Linked DNA regions of Mus musculus: all the other regions are linked to region 3. The links are chromatin loops, found by intact Hi-C in ENCODE. Cell type or tissue: heart. All regions are shown on one strand.

What was found. A loop is a pair of places that touch in the nucleus more often than their neighbours do. Peaks named below come from ENCODE experiments on the same cell type or tissue, not always from the same donor. Only the 100,000 strongest peaks of a DNase experiment are listed, where the experiment ranks them.
Region 1: a loop joins it to region 3, with 6 times the contacts of the local background. A loop is called at or near these places in 17 of 42 quality-filtered maps.
Region 2: it touches region 3 in a loop (4-fold over the local background); 6 of 42 quality-filtered maps call a loop at or near these places.

Annotation. Positions count from the first base shown.
Region 1 is chr2:84,034,060-84,042,059 of GRCm38, forward strand. No RefSeq gene overlaps it. Among named protein-coding and RNA genes, the nearest start is that of Zswim2, 97 kb to the left of the region's middle. In heart, a CTCF peak has its summit at 3,405; no DNase peak of the experiment used is centred here; H3K27ac peaks cover 782 bases.
Region 2 is chr2:83,640,487-83,648,486 of GRCm38, forward strand. It overlaps Zc3h15 (zinc finger CCCH-type containing 15), which reads left to right and starts at 4,092. Exons shown (of 10, transcript NM_026934.3): 1 at 4,092-4,241. The coding sequence starts at 4,167. In heart, a CTCF peak has its summit at 3,893; a DNase peak (open chromatin) is centred at 3,975; H3K4me3 peaks cover 2,479 bases; H3K27ac peaks cover 1,456 bases.
Region 3 is chr2:84,426,126-84,434,125 of GRCm38, forward strand. It overlaps Tfpi (tissue factor pathway inhibitor), which reads right to left. Exons shown (of 9, transcript NM_011576.1): 9 at 6,735-7,059. The coding sequence ends at 6,971. Among named protein-coding and RNA genes, the nearest start is that of Calcrl, 4.9 kb to the left of the region's middle. In heart, CTCF peaks have their summits at 2,944 and 3,820 (motif pointing left); no DNase peak of the experiment used is centred here.

The DNA of each region.
Region 1 (8,000 bases), 390 kb before region 3:
TAGTTGCTATGCATTCATATCTCATCCCCAGAAGATAGCATTTTGTATCTCTTCATCCAGTCCACTGTCTCTTGCATTCTTCCTCCCCCTCCTTTTGTAATTCACCGAGTGTTCACCCATATTTATTCACCATTCTCTTCTGCTGTTGTTGGTTCTGTAACTTCATTTGACATTCAGTAGTACATTCTCATTCACATTGACTGTAGATTTTTAAAAATATGGTAACAGGGATACAGGCTTACCAATGTGTAGAGCTTATTTGGTGAATCCCCACCCTCAGTATGTTTTCTTGGCAAATGTACATGGATATTATATGGAGCATTCCTTATTCCCTTAGCTCAGATGGCCTTATGGAGCCTGGTATCAATATGCACATCTGGAGTCCCTATCTCCTTCGTGGCAAACTTGTAGATTTCTTGAGGGCCTGAGTGGCATGCTTCTGTGTTCACTCCATAGATGTGCTTGTGAGTGTTGATGGTATATTCTTGGATTCCTACCTCCTTGGTCCTAGAATGGCCCTTCTTGTTCTCCCCACCCTTATTTGAGACAGCCATTCTGCCAGGCCCAAGTTGGAAAGGCCATTTCTTCATTCTTAACTGCTCTCCAATCACACTAGCTTTAAAATGGTCATCTCAGGTTCCTATTCTCTACAATGCTGTTGAGAACAGCCTTCTTTTTATACAAACTATAACATATCTAAATTTAAGATTAGAACTAACACAATTTCTCCTGAAATATAAAATGTGCTTATATATTATTCATATACATAGACCCCCTTCTTTATTATTTTGTATATTACATATGGTATTTTATCTAGCTGGCCTTTGGGTTGTCTCTTCATTACAGCCTTATATCATACATGTGTACACACACACACACACACACACACACACACACACACACACACACATGACATATATAGTCCCATCACTTATCCATCTTAACAGTTTTCCTATTTATGCACTACTCCACTGTGTCCTTTAACTAACTGTTTTTATGCTCAGTGCTGTAGAAGTCCCTGTAGGTGTCTTACCTACATTATGGCTAGATGTTTCATCTTCTTATAGTCACAGATTTACTCATAACAAAACTTCAATCTCTCAACTTAACTTAAATGTCTTTCCCAACCTGTCCTTTCTCTGGTTTCTCTTCCAAAATCCTGAAAAGTACTGTTGCTAGCTTATCTTGAATTTGACCATTTCCATGTAGTGTTTCCTTTTCATGGAACTCTGTCATCTTCTCTTTCACTGGACACTTCCTGGGATCTCCAGATCTGCCTGGGACTAGTGGGATTCCGGTTCTGCTTCTTTCCTCGTTTTTAATGTCTACTGTGATGCTTAACCCATTATATCTTCACTCCACTGCTAGGATTCAACAGTTAGAAACTCCAGTGACCAGTTCATGATATCTCCTGTGTCTAACACAGAATTGGCTTATAGCTTTCAATAAATAGAGAGTAATTTCCATGACTGTCCAAATGCTTTAATGATACATGATATAGTTCGGTTAGAATTATACAGTATTTCATCATGCAAAAAACACTCAATAAAATCCTATAAATAATAATAATGATAGTTCTTGGACTGAAGTGAAAATTGGTCTAATGACCTAATACTCATTTGTTTACTCTGAGAATGTTTCCATATTTGAGGACTGAGAATAACTCAAGACTCAAGAGAAAGGTTGTCAGACATAGAAAGAGAGGATAGCTATCTTTATCTGAGACCCAAAGTTCACCGGAAAAAAAAAATACATGGACCAAAATTATGTCCTTATTTGGTATGGGTAAGCAGCCCTGGCCTTGAGAGTTAAACAAACCTATTTGTAAAAACTGGAGCCACCGAGAGAGACACGCAACCCTGGGTGAGTCAGTTATCAGGGCTTCAAGTTTTCATCTCTATAAGCCAAAGGTAATTTAAATTAATACCGGGGGCTTCATGAAGTCAACTGAGGCAGTGTAGAGAGTATTCCTAATCTGGCACAGGATGGAGCTGCTGCTTGACACTCTACCTTCTCTTATTGTGTGATGGGAATTATTACTGTAGGTTAAAGACTCTTATATCCAGAAATGACCCTATGATTGCAACGGCCATACATGAAACAACGTTTACACTGTGGCTCCCTTTTTTGTGGGTATGCATATGTGGGCATGGAGGGGGGTTGGTATTGCAGTTATATACCGGAAATCATCATAAAGAAACAGATATAACACATTGTGAAATTGTGTGCTGTCGCAGAAAAGGGGTATAAGGCACTGAGTAGGGGGAGGTTTAAGCAGATGTCCTGAGCTTCTATAGAGAACACTGAAACTCTTGGAAAGGCAAATTAAGGCTCTGTGCAATGCTGGTTAGCAGAGAACAACACATCTGAGTTACATTTTAATCTAAAATTTAAAACCAGGTGGTTTCAACTGGATTCCTTCAGTTGTTTTTTGAGAACCCAAAGGAGACTGTTTATGTTGAGAATTTTGATTGTTGGCTTACGGACCAATCTTGACAATTGCCAGGCTGACCTACAGCTCATGTAGCCAGGTTGGGCTTGAACTTGTGACCTTCCTGCTTCTATCTCACAACAACTGGCATTATAGGTATGAGTACCGTCACACTTCACTTTGTTCCATCTTCCAGTTTTATTAAATACAGGTGTCTGTGGAAGCAACAATTTCTCTGTTCCTACAAGTGATATATTTTAGTATATCTCATTTGCTGCTTCAGATCACATATAAAACCAAACACCATATATACAAAACCATTTTTTATACATGTATACCCATGACAACTTTTAACTAATTAAGGCATTGTAAGAGATTGACAATAATAACTAATAACAAAGCAATTATAACGATGTACTGTAATAAAGTCTCTGAGAATGTAGTTTTCCTCAAGATCATTTGAAACATCTTATTATACTTCCACCTTTTCATTTAAATTAAACACTTGATAGTTTCTTTTGGTATATCTGAATTGTCAACACCCTAACTCCTGGGTTTAGGGTTTCTGGTAAGTTAAATGTCATATTTGAACACAAGCTCTCCCATAAAATGAAAGTTGATCTTACAACCGAGTCAGTCACTAAGTGACTAGCAGATACCACTGTATTCAGTAAAAGTGTGACTTGTAAGCCAGTGGTTCTAGTTTACAATCTCCTAAAGACTTCTGATTTTTTTGTCAAGTAATTTAGTCCTATGTATGAAGAAATGGAGACATTTAAATATGTGCCTATTGAACAACAACAACAAATACAAATTTAATACAGTCACCAAATCCTGGTGAATTTCCTTTTTAGTGAGTTTTTTGAAGAAGTGTAACTTATTTTGTATCTGCTTCATTATACTTAGGATTTATAGTCTAGGTTTGGGATTCAGGAGCTCTCTTGAAGCCGGTAGGCACTATTTACATTTCACTTACTGATCACAAGAGGGAGTGAGAGGTCTGTGAAAGATTACACTGTTTCCAACTTTTCCCAAGTTGTGCATCCAGAGGCCAGTGAGTTCTACGGGTCAGCTGGTGTTTCTCCTTCCCCTCAGTAGAAGCCCTTTTTATCTGACCCCAAGTTCAAACCGACCTTACCACATACCCACGTACTTTCATAATAAAAGCTAAGTGCATGAAAAATATTAGACTCTTTATATTTTGTCATTCTGCAAACACACACACACACACACACAGACACACACACACACAGAGACACACACACACACAGATACACACACACAGACACACACACACACAGACACACACAGACACACACACACACACAGACACACACACACAGACACACACACACAGACACACACACACAGACACACACACACAGACACACACACTCACTCACAAACACACACACACACAGACACACACACACACACCACATACACACACACACATCACACACACACACTCACTCACACACAGACACACACACCACACACACACACACACACAGACACACACAGACAGACAGACAGACAGACAGACAGACAGACACACACACACACACACACACACACACACACACACACACACACACACACACACACCACTGCTGGTCTGATGAGCCTGGGTTAGTGATACTGCTCTCAGCAGTTCATTTATTGCAGCATCAGTGGGTGTGACAGAGCTATCCAGCAGAAGGCTGAGATGCTGAAAAATCAGAACATCTGGAGTAAAGAGAACATTTGACATTCCTCTTCTAAGGTGTCTGTAACCTGGGAGAACTTGCTGTTTCTCCTTCTGATAGCATGTTTCCTTTAAAGAGAAGACACTGGAACATAGTAACGCTGTGTTCTGTGATGCTCCACAGTTCATTAGATAGTTGGGGAATAAAAGCTTAAAATATCTCTGATACAAAGAGCAACATTACTGACCATTGTGAAGTTTCTTAAGAGAGAAACACATATGCAATCTCTTCAAAATGTATGCCTTCACAAGACAGCATCTGAATGCTTGTAGTGTATTCTTTGATAGACTTGAGTATAATTTCTCCTAAGACTGTAAGATTGTTTCTTCCAGCTTAGGGAGTCAAAGGTGGGCTAACCTTCAAGAATAACTTTCAGTTATTTAATAAAAGAAGCCCCCAAATTTAAAATAAAATGAGTTATGTATATATTTTGCTTTATGCATGAAGGCAGATGTAATGAGAAAGTGACATTGAATATGGTTTTTAAATTCTTAAATTTTTTATAGTAACTTTTATCTTTTTGAAATTATAATAGTATCATTTCCTCCTTCTCTTTTCTCTGTCCAACCCTCCCATTTAGCCCCTTGATCTCTCTAAAGCAACACAGCTTCAAAATTTTAAAGGTCTGTGCATGCACCCATACCCCTCCCCTCTCTCTGTGTGTCTCTCTCTCTGTCTCTGTGTCTGTCTGTCTGTCTGTCTGTCTGTCTGTCTGTCTCTGTGTTGGTCAGAAAGTCTGGAATCAGTCCTCTCCTTTCACCATTAAGTGAAAAGCAAATGCAGGCTGTCAGGGTTGTACAGCAAGCATCTTTATCAGCTGAGCCATCCAGCCATCACACACAACATGTTTGTAAGCCTTAACATGCACACATACACTATGAAATTTTTTCTTGATCAGAAATTCTCACAAGAATGAAATGTGCATAACAAGAGTTACTAACATGTATCTTAATGTATAAAAGCTAAATATACAGACCCTAAATAACATTTAAAATCTCTTTATACTATCTGGACAAAGTATTCAGTTACAATGTGGGCCTGGCTCACAGGTCATTTCTAGTTTAATTCATCTGATGGTTTTACTGCCTGCCTGAAACATTTGTTGTTTTTAATGCCACAGCTATGACACACGTCAGCTTGCTCCATGAAAACTTCTGGGAATCCTGAAGAAATACTAGTACTTCCCCACCCCACCCAGCACTCCGAAAGTTTCCCACAGTTTTTTCCCTTCATGCTGTTTACACTTATCAGTGTTTCAATGCTTTGGGTTGTCAGAAACTTTGACTTCGTATTGTCTTAGAACCATAAACAGAATTGTTGTACCTGACGGCATACACATACTTTTTAGAGGGTACAATTGTAAAATCTTTATTGTTTAGTGAACTGCAGAGATAGATTAGAATCGTCCTTTGTAAAATGTTTCTTTACACGTACCCTGGTGCAAACATGACACACGGCACCCAGGGGGAGCAGGGGTCAGACCTGCTTTCTGAGTTGGAGCTTCTGCTATAGAACTTGTGTTGTGCCAGAAAATTAAACAAATTTGTGTCATATGGGACAAGAAGGTTTTGTCCTTCTTGGCCAATGATGAGAAAAATGTAGGTGTAAGTTCATTTTAATTTTAAAGTCCAACTCTGGGAATTCCAAGGTGGTGTCAACGAAGCACATGGTTTTAAAGGCTTTGAGGAGATAGGTGCATAAATACTTATTAAAACAGAATATGTAAGTTATATGACACAGATAAAATAAAAATATAAACATAAGATTCACTGGGAGAAAAATGTCTCTAATGAAAGACTGAAGTTTTTGTTATTCCATGATATGAACAGCAAAACGTTCCTATTGGACATAATCCCATCATCTTCTGTGCATAGTGCCACAACTGTTTGCTTTACTCTTAAGTTACTATGTTATGTCCTAGCTGCCTTTGACCCTTCAAACTATTATTAACTACATTCTTTCCAGTGTTCACTGGGTGCAAGCTCATAAGCGATCTATCAGTTTTAAAAAATGATTTCCAAGCTTCTCATCCTCTATGACATTTTGTATATGTTCAAACCATAAACAATAACCATATAAATTATAAAAGTGCTGAGCGCATAGTCTTTGTATTCCTCCTATTTCTACTACTTTCCATATAGAATAAGCCCTGTGACATGTCTAGATGACATCGGACCAAAGAATTCAGCTGCTTAAATAAAGCAACATTCCTTTAGCCTTCCTGTCCTTATGCAATTAGAGAAAATGCCACATGCATTCATAATTTTCAATTTTTTATCAAAATAATATCTAGTAAGCATTTAGTCAAATTCTCTTGTTAATATTATGTTTATACACTTGGTGTTTACTTATGAAAGAAATTTAGGTTGGGGTTTACTGGAAAGATTATAGTTTCTTTGATATGCACATGAAAGTACTTTATGAGACTTCATTTTTAATACAGGGAAGAGCTATATATTTGACTGAAAAACAGTCAAATTATGATGATATCCACAAATATGACTTATGAAATGTATACTAAGTATCTAAAAGCCAAAATAATGTAATATATTGTTATTTCATAGCACTATAAAAATTAAAATTATATTATTAATTCTGGGTTTAGAGAATATTGACTGAAATAGAAATGATAAGTCTTTCATTACATTTTGAATATGGAAAAACAAATATTACCAATATATTTTTATTATCTTCAATAAAAATTTATGCAACTTACTGTGTTCTGTGTAAGAAACAGCTTTTGTAAAATTTATCTACTACCTAATATTGTAAAATATTGACAGGTTAGACTTAGTCTTTTATTACATGACATTATTATTGATTACCTTCATATTCTAGGCATGAGACACGGTTGTCGATGAGAATAGCATGGGAACATCTACATCAAATGTGATCCCATTAAAGCTTTTATGATTTTATGTATATATCCTATATTCACATTTATATGTAATTTAAAAACAAAGGATGAAATAACTTCCTATTTTCTTCAATTCCATCTAAAGGTTTTAACAGGATATTCGGAAGCACAGAGTAATAAGGAAGAATTGGAGGATCCTTCCAGTCTGTGGCTCAAGTGAATATTAAAGAGTGTAGTGTATTATCAGGCAGAGGAGCAGAGAAAGGAACTGCAAAGTTGTGTGGCAAGCTGAAGCCTTTTGATGTTAGTTGAGAAGAAATTGCTAAGTAGGGAGTAGAAAAAATGGGAGAATTTTTCATCTATAAACCTCCTGAGTCAGCAAGGTAAACCTTCCTGCGACAATTATTATTTGTTTAATATCGAGTAGAATTCATTAATTTTGGAGGCTTTGCTGGGCTCTGTGAATACCACGAGGAGTAGGACAAAAACATTATGTGTCATGTAGAGTCAGTCTGGGATCAGATCACGTAAGCCTGTGAGTAACGTATTACAGAGCTCATAATTTAACCTGTCTCCAGTGCTGAGGCCGTTCCCATTAGTTTAATCAGAGATTCTGTGGGTCAGATTTTGTGTTGTTGATGAATTATTGTGCTAGGTGTTTAAGGTGGAGAGAACAGAACAGAAAAAGATCCCGATACTCTTGCCACACAGCTCTAATATAGTAAACTGACAAAGATGTTGGGAAACAAGTGAGAGCAAGCGATCTGAGACTTAGCATCTAATTTCTTGCTGAGGACTGCTTGGGTGTGGGCTGTGATGGAGAGGAAGAACTCCCATGTGTTGGCACCTTTGTATTGCTAGCTTATTGGACCAAGTAGACCGAGGGCAGTGTTCTGGGAAAGACAGGAAAAAAGCAGGAGAAAAAGACTACCTAATAAGTTTGCCCCACTAAGGCTAGGTCTGT
Region 2 (8,000 bases), 790 kb before region 3:
TTGGTTTGGTTTGGTTTGGTTTGGTTTGGATTTTGTAGGTGGTGGTGTTTTGAGATAGGGTACCTCTATATAGTCCTGGCTCTCCTGGAGCTCACTATGTAGACCAGGGTGACCTTGAATTCACAGACCTCCCTGCCACCGTGTCCCAAAGACTGGGATGAGAGTCCTTTTCCACCACATCTGGCCACACCATTCATGTTTATGAACACACTTATGGAGCTCTAAGAGACAAGGTGCAGTAGGTACTATTATTCATCAGTAAAGACATCAAGGTCTTACTTACCATAGTCTAAGTTGCTGCTTTCATCATATGATCTTCCATATGAATTCTTTGTTAACTCCACTGACTCACACTTACTGATCCCTGATTTATGTAATTCATCATGGTTTTGTGAAAAAATAAGAACAAGATATAATCACCAATCCTAGGCCATTCATAAACTCCAGAAAAGAATAAAATCCTTATAGAGTTTAGACTTAGCTTCTAAGACAGTAACTGTATTTAAAAAAAAAAAAAAATAGGGGAGCAGGGCAGGGGGAAGGGTATAGGAGGCTTTGGGGATAGCATTTGAAATGTAAATGAAGAAAATAAAAAATAGTAATGCCTGCTAGAGTAGGATTGTCACTAATGTAACTATAGAATGGTCGTGAATGTAATATAAAAACCTTAAGTTTATGGAAAAATAAAAACCTGTGATAAAACCATTCCTACATGGTTAGAAAGAAAACATTTAAGTAATAGGGTTACACCATCAAAGTTGTATCAGAGGACTTATTTTGAGAGTAATACTGGGTGAAGAAATTGGAACAAGATAAAGAAAGTAAAAGCCCCCTCAAAATAGTCCAAGTGAAAATGCAGCCTTGAAATAAGATTGTGCGATTGAAGGCAGGCATCTGAGTTATACTGAAGAGGAGAACAATGTGGCTCATAAGAAAACACTTGCTCACCACATGTAAGGCCTCCAATTCTACCCAAACTGAGGGAGGAGGGGCGTGGCTATGATTTGACTAAACTTGGAGGTTGAAGAAAAAAAAAAACAGTCCACTAACACTTCTAGCTATGGCACCTACATGGAATAGAGACTTTTTTCTTTACTTTTCTTTCTTTGTACAATCATATATGTAAGACCTTGAAAAAGCTCTAAGGCATGAGACATAGTGGTATATGAAGGTGGAAAATAGGAAAAGTTGGCCTCAAATGAGGAATATCAATTGAAGTGACAGAAGCTAAAAACCATTCACTCCTGTGCTAGGGAAAGTGCAGACTCCTAGCACTTATTGCAAGAGGACATGGGAAAGCACCGGAAAGCTATTACTAGGGAACAGGCATGATTGATGGGGGTCATGAAAAGTGGTTTAGGCTTCAGTGAAGCAAAACAATATTTGGAAACTGTACATCTCGACTTCTTGACAAATGCCATAATAGTTATTATAATGGTAGCAAGAAGTATTTCAAACAGAACCAGATAAGTTATCCACTTAAGAAAATGTTATGTCACTGTAGGTTGCGGTGAAGGGTTACAGTACAGAAACTCAAATTGACAGGTTAAAAGAGATTTTACATGCTCTGCTGGCAAGTCTTTTGTCATAGTTTATTTTGGAGGGGAAAATGACTTGAAGGAGACTGTCTGAAAGTCAAAGGACTTGAAGCATTAAATATTTAAATAAAAACACTTCTAGAAGGTACCTTCCCAACTCAGGAGATGAGTCAGCAATTTACATGGTCAGTTAAGTTAGCCTTATTTTTATCAAAAGATTTGGAATAAAATAGCTTCTGCTCACCACAGTGGCAATGTCTATACTCTAGTCCTAAGCCTTACCAGAGTACTACTACCAGAGTACTACTTTGCTGGGGTTTCCATAACAGAGTACTACAGATTTGATACTTAAACAAGATGGAGGCTATATGCACAGAGTAAGGTACTATGCAACCCAAGCTGGCCTTGAGCTTGCTGTGGCCAAAGATGACCGTAAACTTCTGATTCTTCTGTCTCTCCTTCCCAGGTGATGAGATTACAGGCTTGTGCTACCATACCTGGTTTGTATGATGCTGGAAATTGAACTCAAAGCTTTGACTTGCTAGACTCCGTCCTATCCCTGTGTTTGTCCTGTTCCTGTGTTTGCTTTCTTCTAAGGCCTCTCCTTGACACAGACCTTCCCGCTATGTCTTCATGTGATTTTTCTTGCTTCTGTGCACAATATAGATTCTCTCTTATACCAGGGCTCATAACACAAATCTGCAATTCCAGCTATTCGGGAGGCTCAATGGGAGGATGGCAAATTCAAAGCCAGTCCAGGCTAGAAGTTCAAGGCCAATGTAAACAACTTAAGGAGACCCTGTCTCAAAAAAATTTTAAACTCAATTTTTCCTTTTTTTTTAATAAGGACTCCATTCAGATTGGATTAGGTCTATGCTGAAAGTCTCATTTTAACTTACCTATTTCCTTTATAATGCCCTTATCTCCTAATGTAGTTACATTCTGAAGTAGTAGACGTTGTGAGTTTTGAAAACACAATTCAGCCCATAACAGTTCAGTCCATAACAAATTTTGGTTATAAACAACTAAAACCAACTCTAATTTCCATATAAGAGAATATATTAAGAATATTGGTCACATAGTCTAGCATTAGCATGGGATAGGTTTAGTTAGAAGTTAGGAACAAAAGATAATAGTGAACTATGATTTTTCAGCTATGACTGTGAAATTCTAGATTGTTTACAACTTTTCCATACTTACGATTGCCATAAAAAAATTCTTTAAAATTAGAGACATTAAATGAATCACTAAAAAGGGGGATATTAAGATTACTACATTCTGCTACTACAGGAATTCTTAATCAACTTCTGAAGAATAAATAATACAGAAAAGTAAACTGTCACAGTGTTCCACAAAGGCTCCTGTTGAGTTGGGTGACACTCCTAGGGAGAGTGGAACACATGAAGGGAAGTAGATCACTGGGGAAAGCCCTTGAAAGGAATATTGGGTCCCCTGCCCCTAAGTGTCTCTTTTTGCTTTGGTTGCCATCAGATGAACACTGTCCATTTCCCTCATGGTGGCATTAGGGTTCCAAAGTAGTTTTCTGCTTATGAAATTGTTGAAAAACTAATAACTCCCTTCTCTGGAAGGATGATTCTTCTGTTAATCAATGTAGGTAAAACAGTAACCATGCAAAAGAACAGCCATTCATTGTGTGCTTTTTTAAAGTCAGTATTTGGCTGAATAAAAAATAGTAGATTCATTTGCATATCAAAAGCCATACTTTTGGTTTAGTCTACAATATAAACAGAGCCCTGAAGCAAGACTAACCAGGCTGAAATTCTTATCTTGGATTTTACATTTAGCCACCTTTCTTTCTGCGTTTCATCTCAAACAGTGCTAACAGTTAACCATTCGTACCTCAGTGTAGATGTAATGAGTGAAATCGTGTGTGTAAAGTCATTATGGAATTTACCAAACACTTAAACTAACCTTAAATTGGGCTTGGCCCATACTGTTAGGCTAGTTTGACATAGTAAAATAGTGATTTTTTTTTTTCCGGAATCGTTAAGGCAGCCCCCTAAAATTAGTACAGGACTTGAAGAGAAACTAAGGATTTCACCCACTAGGACTCCACGTCTGACGATCTCCAAATGAAACTTTATTTCTTTACGCAACTTCATACTGAAGGTGCTGCATTGCAACCCTGCCCCTCCAGAGGACAAGACAGTAGCTCATAATTGATGCAGCCGCTCCGTGATTACTCAAGATGGTACTGTCCAGTGCTAACTAGATCTAGAACTCTCTACGCCAGGGGTCTATACAAGTGAGGTGAGGAGGCATCACTCGCGGTGCTAATGAAGGACGAAGCCAAGCAAGTGGCAAGCGCCTCACCAAAAGGAGGCGTCACACGCCGCGCCTTTCCCAGTTCCCACGTCTCATCCACGCCCCCTCCCGGCTCGGCGCAGCCGGAGCGCACGCGCAGCTCCACTTCCGGGCGCCTCGCCTCGCGCCCCACAGTGCATAGCGGCGCCGTGCTGTCGCAAAGGCCACATCCGGGCGGCGAATGAGCGAGTCGCTTTCCGTGCGCTGCGGCGGCGGCTGGGTCTTCCTGCTCCCGCCGAGCTGCCGGACGCCCCGACGGTAGCCATCTGCGTCGCAGTCGGCCCGGTGCCCCCCGCCTCCGCGATGCCCCCCAAGAAACAGGCTCAGGCCGGGGGCAGCAAGAAGGCGGAGCAGAAGAAGAAGGAGAAGATCATCGAGGTACGTCCCCTCCCCCTCCCCGCCGCACCGGGCTGGGGCTCGCCGGGCTGCGGAGCGCGGCTCCCCGGGGCCACGTGTCGGCGCCCGGCCCGGTGGGCCCCGACTGAAGTGGTTCTCGCCGCCCCTCATCGCTGTAGTGAGGCCGCTGCGCCCCCGCGCTCGCCGCGTCTCCACCCACGCGCCCGCCGCGCCCACTCGGCCGCCCAGGGACCCCCGGCCCGGCCTTTCGATGCTCACGACTTTCCGCGGCTCCTCGGGCTGTGCCTGAAAAAACAAGCTGAGTGGCGCTCTGGAAGGCCCCTCCTGACTGACCTGACGCCTTGGGTTTGGTTTTTTTCTTTATCAGGCAGTGAGAGGTAGCGCTGTTCATTTTCAAGAGCCAGCGGACTATTTACCACTTTTTTGTTGTTGTTGTTTCTTTTGGTGTTTGGTCCATCTGGAAACTTTCGTGTCAAGAACAGAGGTTTCCCAAAAAGCGTGGCCCAGCGGTTTTGTACAGAATGCTTCGTTCATACATGGAGTCTGAATTAAACGTAGGCTCTGTCACAGTACCTATGTTAAATTGGGAGCTCCCAGTTTACCTACACACACACACACACACACACACACACACACGAGCGTCTTTTAATGCATTGAACTTGTAGGCATTCAGTGAGTGAGGCAAGGTACTGATGTTCTTAAATGTTCCTCAGGTTACAACGATTGTCTACTTGAGTTTCCTTAAGATAGGTAATGAAATTTCACATTCGATAAACGTATTTCTTCCATACTAATCCTCATTTAAAAGTAAATGGTACCTCATAGACTTGGATGTAGTTGGAAGAAAAGATGACTATTTTACAGCATCTGAGTATAAAGTAACCTTTAGTAGGCTCGTTCTTATTAAAATAGCCAGAATGAATGTTTGGGGTTTCGAAATGAGATGTTTGCTTATGATCGTTTTTTTTCAACATTTGATTGTTATAGCCTTGAAAGATAGAAGTGAGAATTCGCCAGGGTTCCTTTATACACGCTAATGAGATTAATCTTTTGTCAGATTGTATGTAGTTAAAGTTGGCTGATTTAATTTAAATAAAATTAATGTGAACACATCTAATAATTTACTGACTGTTGGAGTTCTAAGGTAGAACTGCCGTAGCCAAACATCTGGAAGCAAAACTGTTGCCAAGCAGTGCTGGTGTGTGCCTTTCATCTCAGTAGACAGTTTGCCTGGTCTACAGAATGGCCAGAGCACACAGAGAAACTCTTGTCCAAGGGAAAATAAAAGAAAGAAAAATAATTGTCACCTTTACATCTGAAGAAAAAAATCAGGATTTGGGAGACTTAAATCTCTGGGAATAATAATCTGGTGGCAATTCAATATTGTGCCAACAAAGGACATTCAGAAATAGCATTTTACTTACAAACTACTGAGATTGAATAAATATAAAATAGACCACAAAACAGTAAAATTTCCATTCAAAAATAAATGTTACAAAACATTATAGAATGTATTTCAGGCCACTTGGACCTATAACCACTTTTAATTAATGAGACTAAAGGGTTTTTTGTTTCGTTAATTTTTGTCACCTGACAGTGGAGATGACACTCAGAAGGGCAGAGGCAGGTAGAGCTCTGAATTCAAGAGTAGCCTGGTCTACAGAGTAAGTTTCAGGACTCTGGGCCTGCGCAGAGAAACCCTGTCTCGATCGAAAGACAACAGCAAAATTAAAGTTATTTATAATAGTCTATTAGCCCTAAAAATCATGAATATATTTTGTCTTCCTTCATCTCTAACAAGATTTCGTTGGTTTTCTAGGGGTTGTACCCAAGGCATCACATTCTAGGGGTGAATTCTACCACTGCTCTGTACAGTCTTAGTCAAGAAGGGTTGGTTGGTTGGTTTCTTTAGTGGTTGCAATATTTTTGTTTTTGAAGTAAAGAGAACTCAACTTTAGCTTTCATTAGTGAAGACATCTCCAAAGATACATTCATTAATGCTGACATGGTGGCATACACCTTTAATCCTACTGGGGAGGCAGAAACAGGTAGATATCTTAGAGTTCTAGGCAAACCTGGTCTGCAAAGCAAGTTCCTGGACAGCCTGGGCTCTGTTACACAGAGAAACCAGTTTCAAAAAAAGCAAAACAAATAAGATAAGTGCATTTAAAGAAAGTATTGATTAAAATTATCCTAATACATGCAGTAATAGAATTAAGCCTAGTTTGGTTTATTTTATAATTTCTCTAACACCGTAGCATGTCTTGACAACTTTTGGAGCTATGCAGTGAGTTTATATTGTGGCTTCTGAGTTGAATTTCATATAAAACAAACAAAAGAAAATTATGTGTGTTTCCTATTATTCTTTTAAGCTGTCTGGGATATCATGGATTTACTATGAGTATGTATTTTCTCCTTGAAATGAATATATCACATAGTATTGTAAAGTTGAAGTTTTATTCTCCATTCACATATTGTTCCCAAACAGTATATAACATTTGTTTACCTACAGCCAGAATAATACTTTGAAATCAGCTTTGAGCAACAGAAATTCTGATCGTAGACTAAGCAGAGCCTGTAATCGCAGCTGAGGCACAAGGATTTCAAGTTTGAGGCAAGCATAGACTACATAGTGAATTCCAGGTCAACCTTGGGTGCAGTACAAAATCCTGTCTTAAAGAACAAAAGAAAAATAAGTATAATTCTTGACTTGGGTTGGGGGTGTGTTTGGATTTAGGGCAAGCAGATTAAAAAAAAAAAATATGTCCTCTGAGGACATGCAGCTCTGAAGAATAGTAATCTAGACTGCAGAAAGGACCCAGGATTGTAAAGAGAACTGAGAAACTATTAGTTGCTGGTGAATTTCTTCTGAGGTACACAGTTGATTGCTTGAAGCTGAATACTTGCAAAGTGTCTCTGTTTCATAAATAGCCAACAAAATATATTAGGTTGTGTCTTCAGAGACAGGACTACTGAGTTATTGCGGTGTCAGCTTCTGCCTACCCTAGGGTCCCAAGTAATAAAACCTACTTACCTGAGAAGAACACCGTCAGCGTTGGCTTTTTTCCTGCTTCGTTTTTAATACCTTTAAGGAGCGGAAGCTGGCCTGTAAAAGGAGTAGGATTGCTTAAGGGTCAGAGGAGAAAGGAGGTCAGGGTTGTTAAGACTACAATTAGGTATGTGGAGAGGGAAGCAGTCCTTTCCTTACAGCCTCTTCTGAGCTCCTTTTCAATCGTCTTCGGAATTCATCCACTGAAATACACCCTTTTTCCCTGTAACTTTTGAAACCTTATACATTCAGTTATTTTGTAGTTTCGGATTCACTCTAACCTCCCTTTCCTACCTAATACTTTCCCACTCCTAAACCTGTGCCAACTTTTAGGTAAAATTTTTTCCCAAGCCCAGGGAAAGGCTTTATTGATAATTTAGGTTGTAAACCATCCAACTTTTAAGATGTACTAGTGTTATTTCAGTATGTTCTGTTTAGAAGACTTTGTAACTGGGGGTGTAGCTCAGTTAGAATGCATGCCTAGCACACATGAAGCCCCACGTTACTCTATAGGACGGCAGGAACTGGGTGGCTGTGGGAATGTTTCTGTAATTCTAGCACTGTGGAGATAGAAGCAAGGAAATCAGGTTCAAGGTCATCTTCAGCTATATATTCAGTTTAAGGACAGCATGGGATCCATGTGGGGGCTTGGGGGGAGAGGGGCTGCTTTTGGTAAACCATTCTCACCTGAATGGCTCTGAAAAAAAACATAGGCTTTGGTGGTGGGAAGA
Region 3 (8,000 bases):
TGGCAATAATCATAACTCCTGAAGCCAGACAGCACTAAAAGTCACATGATCTTTGCATCAAATGTCTCACGTATAAACTGGAAAGGATGGATAAAATAATATAATTTGTCTGTTTAAACTTTGAATCAACATATTTTATAACATTTAGAAAATGGCAAGTTCTAACTAGCTACTACAATCTTGCTGCTTCACCTTGGAGGAACAGACGAATAGCGAAGCTACTACAACCAAGTAGCAGATGAGGAGCTCAAAGTCCTAGCAGATGAGGAACCGCACTAAAGACACAGGGTGCAGAATCTCTGGATATCGTGTTCCTGAAAGACACCGCCATTTTTAAATGTTTCCTATCTTGATCCATGGAGGAGATTTATTGCAGAATCTTTAATTCTGTATATGGATATAGAATAGGATGCATCCGTTTAGAAATATGGGACATAATTGACCATCTCCATCACTGAAAATGGAAAGTCTGTGTAAGAAGCTGAACTACACAATGTAGTTTTAAGAGACGGCGATAAACTGGGAAGTTACTTTGTGGACACTTTAGTTTTGCTTTCTATAGGGAACTGTTGAATTATATTTTCCTGTGCTGTTTCCTTCAGCTCATGGGGTGAAAAGTCAGCATTATAAATCACTACTGCCTCCTAAAATAATAACTCATTAATCAGAAAAACAGTAAAACACATTCTTGGGTGAAACCACAGAGTTCTGATGTGGAGTCGCATGTTGCACAGGGGCTCAGGAGGAAAGCAGTAGAGAGTAATCATGTCCCCTTGCAGATGTTTATACTCACTGGGACAATACTGACAGAACTTTTAAGTATGATGTTTACAGCTTAAAGTTCAGGCAAAACAAATACTAGATTTTAACTTCTAAATGATCATCATATATGCTCCTGTATCCATTTCTAAGAATATCTGACCTCTGAGACACAGACTGGTGTATACAAAGCTACATACATTTCCAGTAAGTATTAAAGCATTAACATGTTTTTGATTCACTCATTGGATTTGTTCAAACACAGCAGAGTCTTAGTAAGTAAAGGGGTTCGTTCTTTTAGATGATGCCTGAAAGATCACAAGCCGGCAATCATTCTCCTGTATAATAGATATACATGGTGCTGTTGTAAATGGGAAATTTAATACAACCTGTAGTGTTTAGTATAAATTATTGGTTGTGTATGTAGGTTTATGGCTGTGGTGCATGAAGAGTCTGGATAATTCTTGTTAGTATCATACATGTGTCTTTCATAGAAAGAAAAGTAAACATACTTCCCAATAATAAGGTCATTAAAAGTTACCACGTTATGAACATGAAAAAAATATGAATACATGCTATAAGGACTTTGGGGAAGCTGGACTGTGCTGAGACATGTAGAAACAAGTGAAAAGATTGAAGAAACTTCTCAAGTGTGTGCTTTAGTATGACACAAATGTTTGGATAGCTATGGTAAAGCTAAATGAAACTGTTTCCAAAAATCAGGTGATTCCGAGCCAATGGGGTATTGTTAGTACATTCATTCAGTCTTATGTATTCTACGTGTGTTTTACATTGTCATCTTTCCCCAGAACACACTGAAGCTACTTAAAATTATCTGATTAGTGGTGATCAAGTTTGTACTTTCAGATGAACACTAAAAATAGTTCTTTTTCAGGAAATTAAGACCAAATAAGAAGTGTCTTCTGTTTTGACCATTTAAAAGAGAGTGGACAAAGCATAGAAGAATGCTACCAGTATAACCATACAGGGCATAAACCATGCAAAATGCTCCCACGCAGAGTACTCCCACTCAGAGTGCTCCCATGCAGAGTACTCCCACTCAGAGTGCTCCCATGCAGAAGGCCCCTTTCAAAGGTTCCCACTCAGAGTGCATCCATGCAGTATCTGTGTTTCTGTATAGTGAGTAATGATGCACAGATGAAACTCATTTTGAGGAACAGTGGCATTTGTCCACGTTAAAATGTTACTGCAGGACCTGCAGCCTCCATTGTGGTCCTTTATGTAGCTCAAAGGTAACGAAGTCTCTAAATGAAGTGATGGGTTCCCCTGATGAGGTGGGCCATGCCTCACAAGGCAATTAATCAGGAGGATGCTAATTAAAAGTCTTATGTCCACATGTTAGACAACCTCAACCAAAGTCATGTGTGACAAATTTAGGTTTCTGCTGACTAAACTGACCACTTGAGTTTCTATAGCTATGCCTAGAAACACAGATCTTTAAAAACAACCAAAACAAAACACTATCACATGGAGCATGGTGTAGATAGCTCATTCCTAGTAAATGTGCTAGAGTCATCAAAGAAACTATTTTAAAAATTATTTTGTGAAAATGTTGTTACAATATTCAGAAATAGCAATTCTTTTGTGTTTTTAATCATGAAAAATCCATTATTTATTTTTAAATAATTAATGTAATTAAAATCTAATGTACTCTAGCCCCTATAAGAATTCGCTATTTGAGAAGCACATAATTCTTATGCACTTACATCAAAAAGAAAATTTATTAAGGAAGTAAGTTGACTTCATATTGTACTATTTTACCTAGGAACTGTTGTTAGGAGTTTTTCCAAAGCAAAGGATAATTAATTGCATTTGGTAAAACAATTTTTACTCCTGAGAGTGAATATGCCACTACTGCAGCTAAAAAACTAATTCTGCTATATTTATACAAATCATTTATCAAAGGTAAATAATAATGTTTTAGTGAGTTTTGCTGTGCGTCAGATTTTTACAAGTGCAAAGTGTGAGTTTGAAGTGAGCAACCTATGCCTGTCATCCACACATGGAATTAAGTGCTTTCATGAGCCTGTAGTATTTCTTATAGTATTTCATAATGTCTTTCCCCAAGAGAGTCAAATTACATCAGAGTCGGCCAAAATTTTATCTCTCCACAAAGCCTGATTCTTGTTATGTCTTGGTGGGTTTGAACTCCTGTGGGAACTTGTCCGACTAGTGGTGTTCCTGAGAATCTGAAGACAGACTGCTGAGAGAAGAAAGAGTAGGGACTGGCAAACAGGAAGGTGGGACTTCAATGTAACAAATGTAGAAATGCCTGGTTTAAGAAAGGTGGAGTGGGCTCTGGCCATAAGCAGGCTGGGGGGAGGGGGGCCTAGTTTCTCAGTTCTAAGGGAGCTCTCCTTCCATGCTCAGGAGTGTTCCTGTTTGAATGAAAAGTATATATGGACCAGTAGTAAATCAAGACCAAGAATTAACGTGTGAACGGTTCATTTGAGACACAGAAATACCCTTTCCAAGAAAGATTTAAAATAATTCTATTTCTGGAACAGAGTTAGGTCACATTGAAAATGATGCTTTCTCCTCTCATGGCAGCAATTTATACTGGGCATGATATGAAATGCTTCATGTTTTCGAATACTAATCTTGATTGTGAAAATGAAAGTTTTTTTAATTTAAATTTGCATTTGACATCTTGACCCATGGGTCATTTTGTAAATGACTAATATATCTAAAAAACAAATTAATCACTCAATTCAGAGGCGACAGATAATTTTAATGTTTTTCAATACTAGGAGACACTGCTATTCACCCTACTGTCAGTATAATTTGGGAAATTATGTGTCTTTAGAAATTTATGATTTATCCTATTTTCTTCACACTTTCATTCATTTTATTTACTACCACCCCGTTCTCTAGAATATAAGTATTTATAACTATAAAATGATTGGTAATACACATAATGCATAAATTAAAGAGTAACATGATGCACTTTTGAATGAGACTCTGAAGACCTGTGGGAAGATACGGAGTTTTGTGGTAGTTGAGGCATTAGATATCTGCAGTCTTCTCCTGCCACCTAGTGTTAACTGTTCTCAAATCATAAAACCTGACTTGTTGGCGGGAGTCAAAGTCCTATTCCTTTTTCACTCTCAACTAGAAAAGATATGATGTGCTCTCGCTCGCTCGCTCGCTTGCTCGCTCTCTCTTTCTCGCTGTGTATGTGTGTGTGTGTGCTCAAATACGCACACGTGCACACATACACACACCAAATGCCCAATGTAGGACTTCTAAACAGCTGATGAGGACTACAAATCAGATTTTCAACAATTCCTAACACACTGGTAAATGTCCCTCACCTTCTAACAAGCCAACTTCTTTTAAGTTTGCAAAGTATTCATTCAAAACAATGTGACCAAAACTTAAACCTGAGTTAACCTTTCCCAAAGACTGTATTTCGTGCATATTCATTATCTCCAGGATCCAGCTCTTCAAAAGTTTAATCACCAGAAAGAAGTTTCTGAATAGTCACCCACTGAGCACAAATCAATTGATCGTCTACCAGGTTAAACAGTCAGACTGCAACTAGAATACAAAATTTGCCAAAAGAATCATTCTCTCCTCTTGAGATTTTGCTTAAAACATTCTTATTCTTTGGAACCTTTGAAATATTTACACATATATCTGATATAAACTGATCATATCTCCCCCTAACTCCATTCTTCCCACTTCAAGTCTCCCCTCTCCTTTCTCTCTCTTTTAATAACTTATTGAGTCTAATTAGTGCTGCTCATATGCACATGTCTAAAAGGGACATCTTTGGGATATGGGAATCTATCAGTGTCCTTACTCCTAAAGAAAAGTCGCTCTCTCCCGGCAAGCATCTACAGTCAATAGTGTCTCATCCAGGTGTGGGGGGTGTGGTCTTTCTCTTCTACCATGGTGGAATGATGACTGGCTTGATCTGGTGCAGGTCTTGTAACCATAGCTTCTGTGCGCTCATTGTGACAGCCATGTCATGTCCAGGGGACAGGATTTCATACAGCTTCTCCAGTCCTCTAACTTAGTCCATGTTTCCTCTCCTCTCCCTTGACATCCCCTGAACTTTGGCCAGTAGTGGGGGAAGTGTCCAATATATACGGGGTGAGGTGAATTCCTGCATTGATGTGTATTGTTGATATGGATACCACCGGGTTAAAGACCTCGATGCATGAGATCCACGGGAAGGGCAAAGCCTTTCCCAAGTCACACTCAGGGAAACGATAAAGCTTTCCCCCGGTGAGTGTGCTGTCATCCACGGTGTATTACAAAGTCTGAGGGAATGTTGAAAACTATTTCACTACCTACTCATCATCTTCCTGGGGTGTCTTACCACCACCCTCCCCCATGGTCAATGACTGATCGTCTTCCAAAGAGCATTATTGTTCTCCTCTTTGTCTATGAATCCAAATGGCTCCAAACCGTGAGAAAATAGAGCGTCTCAACCACACACACAGGAGGCCAGAGCCTCTGAGTTTAATAAACGTTCCCCCTTGACCATGGAGCTTTCTTGGATTTTTTTATTTATGATAAACATATGGAAGGAATTTTGACACAGCATACTATTTGGAACTAATTTCTGTGTCTTGCCTTTTTATATTCCCTATAAAACTAAGGCTGTTGGTGTTTGTTAAGAACCAATGGGGAGCATTTAGTCCCTATCGTTCACTTTAATAGAATGATTGTAAATTTTGATCACTAAGCTTTCTTACTCATGATTTTGGCACATTTGTATCATCATATGCTGATTTATATTTTGCTGGGGGATTATTCATGAAAATGTTAAATTTCATAAAAATATATTCATTCATTGAAACTAATGTTTAAACTTACTTTTTAAATATTTTTTCACTATATTAAGTAAGTAACAAATATTATTTAAGTAACAAAACTATTATTTGGTAAACATCTGCTACATTCTCTTTCTCTTTCTCTCTCTCCCCCCCCCACCCCCTCTCTCTCTCTCTCTCTCTCTCCTCATTCACCTTTTTTATCCATCTTCCACTTTCTGCCCTGGTATCCTTTTATAAAATAAACTACTAGAAACCAATCTATCCCAGTCGCTCTTTTTCAGTGTTCTGAGTAACACTGTCTAGGAAAGTGACTGTGTATGAATCATTCAAGGACTACTCCTGAGTAGGAGTAGTGGGAAGATAAGGGATTTTATGCAGCAGAGAGGATGCAGGAAACACAGGTGTTCCTCTGAGTTCAAATCAAGGAGTCTAGAAAGAATGGAATCCCCAAAGAGTATGAAAATAAAAACAAACACCAACTTCATAAAAGTAACATAAAATAAGAACCACTGGTAGAAAAATCAGCGCCCTCTAAATAAGTGCCAGAATTAGCAACATTTTCTTCTTTCTTCTGTTGTGCAAATGGACCCAGTGCTACCTAAACAGTTTGAGCTGGAAGCATTTATACAGTGTATAATTTTATAATTGGTATTTAATATGTTTAGTTTTATACAATAATTGACGTAATTGTTGACGGAAATGTAGAAAGCTTCAGGTTTTTTTTTTTTAGTTTATGTGTGCATGTGTATCTGTGCATGCATGAGTGAGTGAGTGTGTGTGTGTGTGTGTGTGTGTATGTGTGTGTGTGTGTGTGTGTGTGTGTGTGTGTGTGTGTGAAGTGAGGGCAGGTGCCTGTGGAGCCCAGAAGAAGACAGCAGAGCACTGGAACTGGAATCACAGATGGCTGTTACCTACCCAAGGAAAGTGCTGTCCTAGGAATTCATGTCCTATGGATAAGAAGTAGCTACTCTCAACTACGCATTCATCTCTTCTGCCTTTTCATGGTTTCTTAAGGCGTTGTGTCCTATCCTCTTTGACAAGTAAAAATAAAATCACACTGTACGATTGCACTTTCCTAACTGAACGAGATTATCAACAAGTTCTACATAAGGAAGCAAGTGCAGAGTGGCGCAGGGGACAGTAAGGGGGACAGTCAACATGATTGCTCAGGATGAAAGATTTTATTTCTCACATTGTTAAAAATTAAAATCATTCGAAAAGGTTTAGACTGTCAAGGGTATGTAATGTTTGTGATCATAACTGGCGAAAATATATCTTCTAATAGATGGTCACCAATGGAAACAAGACACTGGTTTGTAGAAGAATAAAAATCACAGTAGAAGCACCGTATAGGAATATTTAGTGAAACTAATGTAAAAATTTAATGTGCTTATATCTTAGCACTAATTAATGCTTTCATATACAACTTTCACGAAGGGCGCCTTTCTTCTCTGAATCTTAACTACTCCTTTTGACTTGTTTTTGATGAGACCTACGATAAAAAAAAATAATAGTAAGAAGAGAATACATAAAAATTTGTCTAAAATTCCCTAAATTAATTTGTCTCCATATTTTTGTAAAATAACCTATTTTGTATATGTACATATATTTATTTAATGTATTCACTTGACATTTAAATCTCAGTCCCTCCTCCCTCCTTTCTTCTCAGTCCCACCCTAAGAAAGTCATTTTGCATGTATTATAGTCACCAAGCCTGGGTAAGTATAGTACAATTCAGGTAAAAATGCATGATCGCCTTCATAAAAGGATAGATGTGGAATAAACATTTGGTTATTCAAGTAATATTTTATTTAATTTCTATGTTCTTTTTATTGTATTATATCATTATTATACTTGGGGGGAGCAGAAGGACATTAAGGTTTTGTGTATTAAAAGAGAACTTTCAACCACACATGGAGGCTCCTGCTTTGATCCCAGCACTCGGGAGGCAGAGACAAGCAGATCTCTAAGTTTGAGGCCGGTCTGGTCTTCAGAGTGAGTTCCAGGACAGCCAGAGCTACAAAGAGAAACTCTAACTCAAATTTCTTAAAAATAAATTCTTAGGTCTTAAATGTTTAAGAAAGAAGCTTGAGGCAGAGAGCTGGCTCAGCTATTACGAGTGTGCACTGCCCTGGCACAGGGCTGACTTCACTTCCCAGCGTTTACCTTAGGAGCCTCATAGAGCCCTGTCACTCCAGGTCCAGGGACCTGATACCCGACTTGGACTCAGCAAACACCTGCACACACAGAGCACCCATATACAGATGCACACACATACACATAAATAAAAAAGTAAAAAATCTTTTAAAAAAATTAAAAATTTTGAACCTGTTGTAAATGGATAATTTGTAAAAAAAAAAAAAATGCAGAACAGTTATAGCTAGCATACCTACCAGCATTATCTAAGTTTAGTTGGTGGGAGAATAGTCATTA